Regions from separate parts of the Mus musculus genome. Here region 1 is linked to region 2. The links are chromatin contacts, found by Hi-C or POLR2A ChIA-PET in ENCODE. All regions are on one chromosome and are shown on one strand. The core of a region is the stretch at or near the end of the contact, and the rest is flanking DNA. Distances in the headings are between cores, read along the strand shown. Region 1 holds the start of Myorg (myogenesis regulating glycosidase (putative)). Region 2 holds the start of Nudt2 (nudix (nucleoside diphosphate linked moiety X)-type motif 2).

Evidence for each region. A loop is a pair of places that touch in the nucleus more often than their neighbours do. ChIA-PET counts read pairs that join two places held with the same protein, here RNA polymerase II (POLR2A).
Region 1: a map of left cerebral cortex shows a loop between it and region 2 (2.8-fold over the local background). The contact joins the promoter of Myorg here to the promoter of Nudt2 in region 2. A Hi-C loop is called at or near these places in 17 of 37 maps with a recorded cell type or tissue (Patski, adrenal gland, gastrocnemius and 3 more). POLR2A ChIA-PET finds 5 or more read pairs at or near these places in 3 of 5 experiments (Patski and embryonic stem cell).

The regions. Positions count from the first base shown.
Region 1 is chr4:41,499,266-41,504,719 of GRCm38, forward strand. It overlaps Myorg (myogenesis regulating glycosidase (putative)), which reads right to left and starts at 3,810. Exons shown (of 2, transcript NM_001085515.2): 1 at 3,726-3,810; 2 at 1-425. The coding sequence starts at 363.
Region 2 is chr4:41,463,772-41,468,969 of GRCm38, forward strand. Nudt2 (nudix (nucleoside diphosphate linked moiety X)-type motif 2) reads left to right here and starts at 1,377. Exons shown (of 3, transcript NM_025539.2): 1 at 1,377-1,409. Kif24 (kinesin family member 24) reads right to left here and starts at 1,077. Exons shown (of 13, transcript NM_024241.2): 1 at 939-1,077.

The DNA of each region.
Region 1 (5,454 bases), core at 2,560-5,059, 38 kb after region 2:
AAGGTCTAGAGCACCGGAACGGAAGGCCAAGCGGAAGACTTGCTCACCCTTCTGGTTACGGATGGAGAAGCCGCCACGGTTCAGGTCCAGCAGCTCCGCGCGCAGGCGTTCAGCTTTGCGTAGGGAGGCACTGTAGTAGCACCAGGCCACAACTGCGGCCAACACCAGTAGCAGTCCCAGTACCGCGGAGCACAGCAGAGGTCTCAGCTCTTTAGTGGGCTTGGGTTTGGCAGGTGAAAAATTGTCAGGCAGGAAAGTGTACATGGTTGCTCGTGGGGTAACTTTGAGACTTTTAGGGCCTGCGTGGCTACCAGGTCGATGTCGGGGGTAGGCCTGGCTTGTCTCCTGAAGGTTCTGGGACATCAGTTCCTAGCGAAGGAAGGAACCACCACTCCGGGGCCCATCTGAATCTGTCAGGCTGAAGTCTGTAGAGGGGAGAGAGAGGAAACTGAGTTTTCTGATTCACGGTATTCCCATTTCTGCAGCCTAGTAGAGGGACCGAGAGCTTGAAAAATGGCAAAGGCAGGACTCTCGTCCAGGACAGCTGGTGTCCTACTTACTCTCGTTTCTCTCAGGCCCCAATGCTTGCCAAATTGGTGAGAACTCTGTGAATGGAGAGACCCATGTGAATTGAAAGAGTTTGCTTCTGTCCTTCCTCGGTAGAAAACTAAAGGCAGGGAAGCTAGGCTGTGTCCAGGATCCCAGCATAAGCAGTGAGCCCTGGAGAAGGACGAGGAAGCCCTGGCTAAAGAAGGGCTTACTCTTCTAACGTCCTGATAACACAAGGCGAATGGTCCAGCCAGTGCTTTGAGACCTTTAACAGTGCAGTCAGTAGGCAAGGCCAGAGGAAAGGGAACAGCGTTTCTCTGTGTAGCCCTGGCTGTCCTGGAACTCACTTTGTAGACCAGGCTGGCCTCGAACTCAGAAATCCACCTGCCTCTGCCTCCCAAGTGCTGGGATTAAAGGCGTGCGCCACCACGCCCGGCTTAGTCATGGAATTTGATCTTGAGACCAGCCAGATGGATATCTGGAAATTAAAGAAGACACCCAAAGCCACATTCAGTCACAGAGACTGGTTTGTCAGAAGGTAGGACTGGGGTCCAACATTACGGCTGGGTCAGGAGCTTGGGGAAAGATCTTGCTTTTCTGATCTGCCCCTCTTAGCATCCAAACTGTACCCCGCTTTAAGTTATCAATCTAAGTCCATCTCTATGCCATCTTTTTTCTCTGCTCCCACGGGAGAGGTTGTAACCGTTGCAACCAAAGCTCAAGGCATGCATGATATGGATTCAGCTTCTTTTTTACGCATTCCAGAAAAGTGGCTCTGATTTTGTGGTCCTCCTGCCCTAATCTCTAGATAGCTGGGATTTCATGCATACGCCACCACATCTGAGCTCAGCTACTTTTCTGAGCTTCCAGGCCTATCCCGAGACTACCAAGCTCATTCCCTCCCTCATAAATCCTCAAGTCTCCTGCTTTGGGAGACAGTCATTCTGCCCGATAACCTTCTCTCTGCCTACCAGCTCTTCAGACAACAGATGCCCACCACCCATATACAAGACCACACAAGGTACGCTAAACATTGAAATATGTCTGCAGGAAAACTCAGACTCAGGGGCAGATTTGTCTCAACCTGCTGAGAAGGCCACAAACTCTTTCTGTCTCAACCCTCAGGGCAGAGTCCAACAAAGAAACAGCGCTGCCAGGTGCACACACAGGGAGACACTGCCATTCCGGTGGTTGCCCAACTCCCCAGCTGGGGTAAGGAGAGACAGAGACTGGCAGATGGTAAGTAGTCGCTTCCCAGATGCCAGTGTCTGTCTGTCTGTCTCCAGTAACTTCCAAGGTGATAAACTGCTCAGGCTCTTTGTGAACTCTTCCTTCTTTCCCATGCTGAATCTGTCAAGAATGCCAAGTGCAGGAGCTGGAGAGATGGCTCAACAGTTAAGAGCACTTAATTTCCAGAGGATCCGGGGTTCGAATCCCAGCACCACATGGCTTCTCACAAACTGTAACTCCAGTCTCAGGGGATCCAATGCTGTTTTCTGGCTTCTGCAGGCACCACACACACACACACACACAGAGTGCACATACACACAGGCAAATACTCATACACATAAAATAAAAATAAATAAATCTTCAAAGGAGAATGTCAAGGGGGCTGGAGACATGGCTCAGTGGTTGAGAGCACTGGCTGTTCTTCCAGATGGACCCAAGTTCAACTCCCAGCACCCACATGGCAGCTCACAATTGTAACTCCAGCTGCAGGGGAATCTGACAACCCTCATGTAGACATATATGCAGACAAAACACTAATGCACATACAGTAAAATAAACAATTGGAAAAAGAATGTCAGGTGCAGATGAGCGTTTTGGTTCTAGAAGACACGATTCAGTCCCATTCTTTTCCCTGCCTTATCCTCTCCCCCAAACCCCGCACCCCCTAGAGCTCTCTAATCTCTCAGGTCACTACCCAAGCACAGTCTGGAACAGCCTCTACTTCCGCTCTGATCTCTAACACAAGTTAGAGATCCCCTCTCCTCCTTTGGGTAGCAGTGTCTTTTACTGATACTCTCAAAGCTGAGTGGAACCCAAAGAAGACTACAGGGGCCCCAAATTGGCTTACTGTACACTTATGTTCATTCAACATAAGCAAGGCTACATCCTGGGCATCAAGGGGTTAAGAGGAGAGGGTTTGAGTCTGAATAGGAAAGACTCCCTAAGCCCCAATGCTTACATATTAAATTGGTCTTATCTTATGACCCCCGGGAGCCTGAGAAGCTCACCATGATATCCTCCAAAGCCCTTTCAAAACTCAGGCAGAACCCATTAGGGTTTCGATGAAGGACTGGCGCCCACAGATTTAAACACCCACCTGGTTGGGCCTCACCATGTTCTTCCAAATGACCCCATAGCGTCCAATACCAGCAACACTGCGAGCTGTTGTCCATTTTATAGATGGGAAAACACAGCTCGTCAGAAGCCACCCACTGGGATCCAAACCTCCTGCCTCCACCTTCCACCATGAGAATGGGTGTGGACGGGTGAGGTCTGTCTTTTCAAAAGCTGCGGCAGATCCAGCTTGCCTCGGGCAGATCAGGACGGTTTTAGGGGTGTGAAAGGGGCAATTTAATGGCATCTGCTATTGTAGCCGAGGGGAGGAACTCTGTGGCTCCAGTCTTAGTGGCGTTCTAGACCCCTATAATCTGTCGAGTCTGCCAGCTGGCCAACACAGGCTAAGGCTAGCAGGTGGGGTTTGCTGAGTGGCTCAGCCTAAGAAAACTCTTGTTCGCTACACACTCAACCTCAGTCTTGGCTGCAAGTCCCAAGCCTACAGTTTAAGGGCGGGCCCAGCTCAGCATAACTGAGCCACTTGAGGCAGAGGCCTTTGTCGGACACAGTTGGGAGGGGAGTGGAAATGTCAAAGGCAATTCGATCCTGCCCATCTCCCTCCCCTGCTCAGGGACGGGATCCACAAGGATCAAGTAACTGCACTAACACAGCCTGGAATACTTCACACCCACCGGTGGCCCCACACCCCACACGATCCAAAGGGGCAGAGGGAAGGGCAAGGAGCCCGTAGCCCGCTGGGAAGCTCTGGCCTGAGGAGGGGTTCAGGTGTCCAGGGACGCTCCACCAACTAGAGCAAGTTCAGGAACTGTGTGCTCCTTAGAAAACTCACCACCCTCACTGGGACCCAAAGGCTTCCCACTAGGTTCACCTACCTCAGTGACCGCCACACGGAAGAAAGGGAGAAGGGTCCTCCGGCTGATCTTTCTACGCTAGCAGGAGTTGATCAGCCACAGCCCTGCGGGTTGCTGCCTGGCTGGGCACCGTGGAGCCCCTCCTGCGCCCCGCCCTCCGGCTACTAGGCCACTCCCAGCCGTCCAATGTGGTTTCAGGCCTGGGACTCCAGCCCCACCCCTGGCGCTCAGCCCCTCCCCCACTCTGCGTGCCTTGCACAGACTTTCTTCTCACCGCCCCAGATCTGCCCTTTGGGCCCGCCTCTAGCTTGATTCCACCTCCCGCCTCAGGCGCCGCCCTTGCCAGACCATTGCTAGCCTGGCTCATCCCCAGGCCTTATGGGAGATGTAGTTCCGAAGGAAGGAGTGGCTGATTGTTGGGGTTCTTGCTGAATGTTAGGGTTCTTGCAACGCCATGCTAGGATTGCTATGTGTATAAGAGCACAGCAAGGCAAGGGGGGAAGACGTATCTGTGATGGTTTGAATACGAATGGCTCCCACAGACTCATATATTTGAATGCTTAGGGCCTGGGCATGACACTCTTTGAAAGGATTACAAGGATTAGGAGTCATGGTCTTGTTCGAGTAAGTGTGACCTTGTTGGAGGAAGTATGTCACTGGGGGTGAGTTTTGACTTTTTAAAAGCCTATTCCAGGCTCAGAGTCCTCTGCCTATAGATCAGAAGGGAGGACTCTCAACTGCTTCTCCACCATACCTTCCTGCTGCTATGCTCTGCTATGATCACAGACTAACCTCTGGAACTGTAAGTAAAACCCCAATTAAATTATTTTATAAGAATTGCCATGGTCATGGCCGGGCGTGATGGCGCACGCCTTTAATCCCAGCACTCGGGAGGCAGAGGCAGGCGGATTTCTGAGTTCAAGGCTAGCCTGGTCTACAGAGTGGGTTCCAGGACAGCCAGGGCTATACAGAGAAACCCTGTCTCAAAAAACCAAAAAAAAAAAAAAAAAAAACAAAAAAAAACAAAAAAAAAAAAAAAAAAAAGAATTGCCATGGTCATGGCGTCTCTTCACCATGCCATAGAACAGTGACTAAGACAGGAGTCTTCAGGAATCTGTTCCCTCAAGGTCTGGGGAGCTGTATTCTTTTAAGAACTGGCACAGGGTTGGAAAATAGAAAGCAGATAAAGCAAGCTCACTGACCCAAGTTGGATTTCTGGAACCCCCAGGCTGGGAAGGAGAGGGTAGACTCCCTCAAGTTGGCCTCTCATCTCCACGTGTTATGGATAAAGTGTAAAAATGGCTTTAAAAACTCTGGGATGACCTGTGCTCCCATTTCCCACTGTCAATACCCCAGTCAAGAACGCCTTGGAGGGATCCTGTAGACCCAAAGAGCCTATGTTCCGAACTGTCAGTTCTCAGCACTCAGGACCAGACTAGCAGTACCCCAGTTTCTGCTCGGTATTTTGCAATGCCCACTATACCCTAATATAACGTGTAGCTCCTTCTATTAGTGACAACCTTTAGTTAGAAATGATTGTGCCATGCCATGTTCTTTCCCCTAGAGGGAGCAGTGGTGCAAGAAAATGGGAAAACACTAACCCCCTAGAGATTCTAGAATAACCGCCCCCCCCTCCTAACCCCACCCCCTCCCTTGCAGGACAGAGCAGAACTTTCTGTTACAATGTGAAGTTTCTTGATCATGAATTCTTCCAAAATGATGTTTGGTAGCTCTTAGACTTGGAAGGGGG
Region 2 (5,198 bases), core at 127-2,626:
GATTTCAGTTTCCAAAGCACAGATAAAATGTTACGATAGTTGGTGGTCAGTAAACAACAAGAGGAAATCCTCGGGCATATAAGGACAGAATGGCCTGTTATAAGCAAATACATTTAGGGGTTTGAGAAGAGGTACTTGTAGGCCAGACTACAATGTGGAGAGAGCACGTCTCTCTGATTGAGAACTTTGTCTCAAAACCAACCAACAAACAAAAGCCACACAAACAAAAACTTAAAAAAAGAAAAGCAGTAAATAATGAAGTAATGTATGTATGCTAGCGGTCAGCTTGCTTTCTCCACTCTATTACTGCTCAGAATTCCCTGCCTTGGGAATGTTGCCACCCACACTGAGCAGGTCTTCCTGCCCCCAACGTGGGAACGCCAACGCTGAATTTTCTGTCTCTTGTATATGAGATTAGGGTGTCCTCTCTCTTCCACCTGCCCCCAAATCGACTTTGAATGGGACAAGGCAGAAAGATAACTGAATCTATTTGTAGTGAGTGAAAGCCAACTGAACAAATATTTCCTTAAAAAAACAAAACAAACAAACAAAAAACTAATATGCGTAAGACGCTGTGGAAAGGCTTGTCTTATCTCAGAGGTCAAAATTATATGAGAAAAAAGGAGAATGAGGTTTGCGGAAGTTCACAAAACAACCGAAAGTCCAATCGAAGCGCTCTGAAGAGCGTGTCTCAAAGGCAAGAGGCCTTTGGGGTACTCAGAAAAGCCTCAAAGCTGGTGGTGGTCGAGGTAATTGCTGAAGAGGCGGTAGACAGGGAGATGAAACGTGAGAGAGCGCGAGAACCCTCGAAGAACCCGAGAAGCCAAGTTCTAGTTACCCCGCAAATACCGGTCTCGGCTCGCGCCGCTCGCAGACAGGAGCACCCGCTCCCGCGCAGGCGCAGAGCCTGGGCTCAAGCTAAAGCCACCGTTTCTCACCTCAGGGCAATCCCGGCTCCTCCTCAGTCAGTTTTCAGGGAGGACCGAAGAAATAGTGCGGTGAGGAGAAAGCCCTAAGGCCGGGCTAGCAGAGCGTCCGGTCAACCCGCCTTAGGTGTCCGCCAGGCCACATCCCCATGGCAACGCCACAAGCGCCAGTTCGAACGCGCGCGCCGACGCCCGCCCGCCCGCGGTCCCGCAGCACCGACCAATGGTCATTCACAGAGCCTGTCACCTCTCCTCTAAAAGGCCAATCAGAAATCAGAAGGGGAAGGGGGCGGTTCATTCTCCACCAATGGTTCAGCTTGAGGCAGATCTCGCGACGGTCCCAGCCAAAAAACCACGCCTCAGGGGCGGGTGGAAGCGCCTGATGCCCAATTCTGTGGCTCGTCTGAAGTGCAGCCGGGCTCTTCTGATTGGCTGGCGCGCTACGTCTCCGTTCGAGGACCGCCTCCTGCCTCTGGGCTACGGGTGAGTGCTGTGGGGCTGGGGGGCGTGGGGAGTGTCGCGGGCTCCTGACCTGTTGCTGCGGGGACGGAGCTGGCAGTGAGGCGCGTGTAGGCCAGGCCCCATCCACTCGCGGGACCTCGGTTTATCTCTGTGCACCAGAGAGGACTAGGTTCAGTGGTGAGGGCGTGGGTCGGAAGAATCCCAGAGGCAGAGAGATTCACCTTTGGGACTTAGCGGGCCAATCATATCTTCTCCCTAGGCTTGCTTTGTAGTTATCGATTAAACCCTGCCTGCATTCCAAAAGATCTTACGTTTGGTAAAAATTATTACTTGTGTGTGTGTGTGTGTGTGTCTGTGTCTGTCTATGCGCGCCACGTGCGTGCAGATGCTCTCAGAATCCAGAAGGCGTCGGATCCCAGGAGCTGGAGTTAAACGTTGTGTGGGCCACCTGGTATAGGTTCCGGGGAACCGAACCCCAATCTTTTGGAAGAGTGACAGGTGCTCTTTAGCCCCCAGAGATAGAAAGTCACAAGATTCCCGTCTTAAGAAAAAAAGGCGAAACAGCTTAAATCGAGAAGAGTCAAGTTGCCAATGCAGAAATGTTCTAATGTCCAGTGGCAATTAAGCTTAATGATGTTAGAAATTGGACGTGTCTGCATTTGATTAACTACTCAAAAATATTTCTGAACCATAGTTTTATTTTTTTTTTCCTTTTGTGAAAAATAATAGTAATGCTTCAACGGGTTGCAAAGACTATTGGGAAAAAATGCTTGGCCAGGCCTAGCCTCTCAGGTCAAAAAGGAACCACCAGCATAGTAGGAACAAATCCAGTAGCCAGCATGTGTGCAGCTTCATATGTACTTTAATGGAGTGCTCGTTTTTAGCTCAAAAATGAGCGATTCGGGGGCCTGGAGAGATGGTTCAGTGGTTAAGAGCCCTTAACCTCTCTTCCAGAGAAATTTGAGTTCATTTCCCAGCATCCATGCCAAGTGGCTCACAGTAGCCTCCCAACTCCTGCTCCAGGGCATCCATGGCCCTCTTCTGGACTCTTCAGGCACCCACATACCACACACAACTGGCAGACACACAAGACATAAACAAAAGTAAATCACTAATCAGTTAAAGAATAAATGTAATTCTTACTAATAAGGAAATACAGTATTCAAAAGAGAAAATTGACAATATATTAAAGGGAATTAATCTTGTTGATCTTTAAAAATTACTAATACTTAGTGTGAACACTGTTTATCAGCTGTTTCCTGAAAAATATAAAAATGATAGTGCATGTCTTTATTCCTAACAGAGGCTGGAGGATCTCTGAGTTCCAGGAGAGACAGGACTATGACACAGAGGTGGGGAAATTCTTGATTCAACTATTAGAAAGAGTTGACTGCCAGTATAATACAGAGAAGCATTCAGGTGGCCTATTATAATACAAGATAAGAGTGACTGGCATGTATTCATGTCTGTCTACACATACTTTAAACTCTCAACAATGAGAAATACACGTTAGAGTCACTTTACAAATGAGGACCTGTCTTTCAGGTAACAACCTGACCTGAGTGGCTAAGTTTCTTTCACAGCAGTGTCAGGTATACTTTTCTATCTTGTACTGTTTTGAACTGAAAGAGGGTGAAAATATTTGGAATACCAGATAGGAAAGGGGGTGATTAGACAGGTAAATGCACCCAAATTCAGGGAAAGTGGCTCGTCTTAGTCAGGGTTACAACATCTGTGAGGAAACTGACCCAGAGCAACTTGAGGAAGAAAGGGTTTGTTTGGCTTACTCATCCTTATCACTGTTCGTTGTCAGAAGGAATCTGGAGACAGGAGCTGATGCAGGGACTGTGAAGGCGTGCTGCTTACTGGCTTGCTCCTTGTGGCTGCTCTGCCTGCTTTCTTATAGAGCCCAGGACCCTGAGTGCAGGGATGGCCCCACCCACAGTGGGCCATCCACATCAATCACTAAGAAAATGCCCTATAGGTTTGCCTACAGCCCAGTCTCATAGAAGCATTTTCTAAACTTGAGGCCCCCTCTGTTGGAGACCATACCGTGAGAAAGTAAGCCTTTCGCAGTTTCCCACCCTAATAAGTCAAATGGCCTTGTGTTAGGAGCCGGTCACCTCCTCCTCCCTATCCCTTCCTGGCACCTAGACCCTAGAAATTTGAATTATAGTCTCCTCTTCCTTATCTCTTCCTGACTCCGAAGACTTCTAAGGACCTGAGTTATGTGCTGAGCCCAGCTTGACACCCCGGGCTGTTAAGGAGGATTCTACATTCCTGAGATAAGACTCAGGGTGCCTCTTGCCTACAGTCAGAATTCAGCCTTCATGTCCCCAGATGTCTTTGTTCTTTGTTAATTCCCCCTCGACCCCTCCCTATTTTCTCTCACTGTGTGCTTATAATCAGGCTCCTAGCCTTCATTAAACAGACCTTGACAGGAATCCTCCTTGGTCTCTCTCCTTTTTCCTGCCCATTTCTCTTGCAGGTTTGTGGTTCCCCTCGTACCCACGAATAACTAGGTCCTGTTGGTCAGGACACCCCTCCTCTCCAGGGAGCCTAGCTTGTGTCAAGTTGACATAAAACTCCTTAACACATGGGTTGTTGGAATATCTATGATCAAAGCAATTCTTTTTCTAATAGAAAATACTGGATTTAGGAAACGAAGAATGAGATATCACTAAACTCAAGACCCAGTTTTCATTTGCCTTGTAGGTAGTCTATAGCACTTCAAATTCAACTCAGTTCAAAAAGAAATAGGTAACTTCTTCCTTTTCTACCCAGTTACCCAAACCAGACCCCTCTTCCAGCAGCTCACAACTGTCTGTAACTCCAGTTCCAGGAGACCCGACTCCTCATACCAATGCATGTTTTTTAAAAAGATGGAAATAAGCTTGTAACATGTCTTTTTGCCTGCGGTCTTTTCTTCCAGTTTCTTCTCCACTTTACTTACTGCCGAAATGAGTTTGTAAAATGTCAGTCTGACCAAAATACACTCCACCTAAAACCAGTAGTCCTTATTGTCTACCGGGTATGAATTAAGCCAGGCATGGTGGCATGCCTTTAATCCCAGCACTCCAGAGGCAGATAAATCACTGGGTTTGAAGCCAGCCTGATTTGCACAGAGTTCTGGTTCAGCAAGGGCTACATAGTGAGACCCTGTCTAAAATAAAAAGCAATATAAAGTAAGCTGCTCACCAATGGAATGCTGTTTTGTGTGAGCACTTTGCGCATCCCTCCCTTGGTCTAGAAGGCCTCCTTGCCTCACCTTCATATGAATTCAGCTATCCTTCAGAATCTTTATAGTGGAGCTCCAGGCATGGCTCAGTCTAGACATAACGTATATGCTGAGCAAGTATGTGGAACTGAGTGAACCTGGCACCCAGGTGAAGACCACACACGTGCACGCGGGCGGGCGCGCACATCCTTATGCGGTGCCCTTACCCTAAAGAGCCTCCTTTACTGCCTGTCTCATGTACCCCTTAAGATGAGCGAAATACTTTGTAACGTCTGCTTGGCTGCCTTTTGCTTTCACTGGGCTGTGAACCTCTAGGAAGAGAGATGCTTTTAGTCTTCAGTTTCACATTGACCCTTCAGTCCTGCCGTACAGGACGCACTAAGCGGACTATGGACCAGTGAAGGAAATCCGGTGGACTCCAGTATTAAAGCTCGCTTTCCATAGCTGAACAGCAGGTGGCACTAAAAGGCCACGGAACAAATTTTCCCTGAGCAGTATTTTTGTCCCAACCTTGTCTGACTTTGGTCTGATCCTAGAAACCACTGTGTCATTAAAGGTAAAAAAAAAAAAAA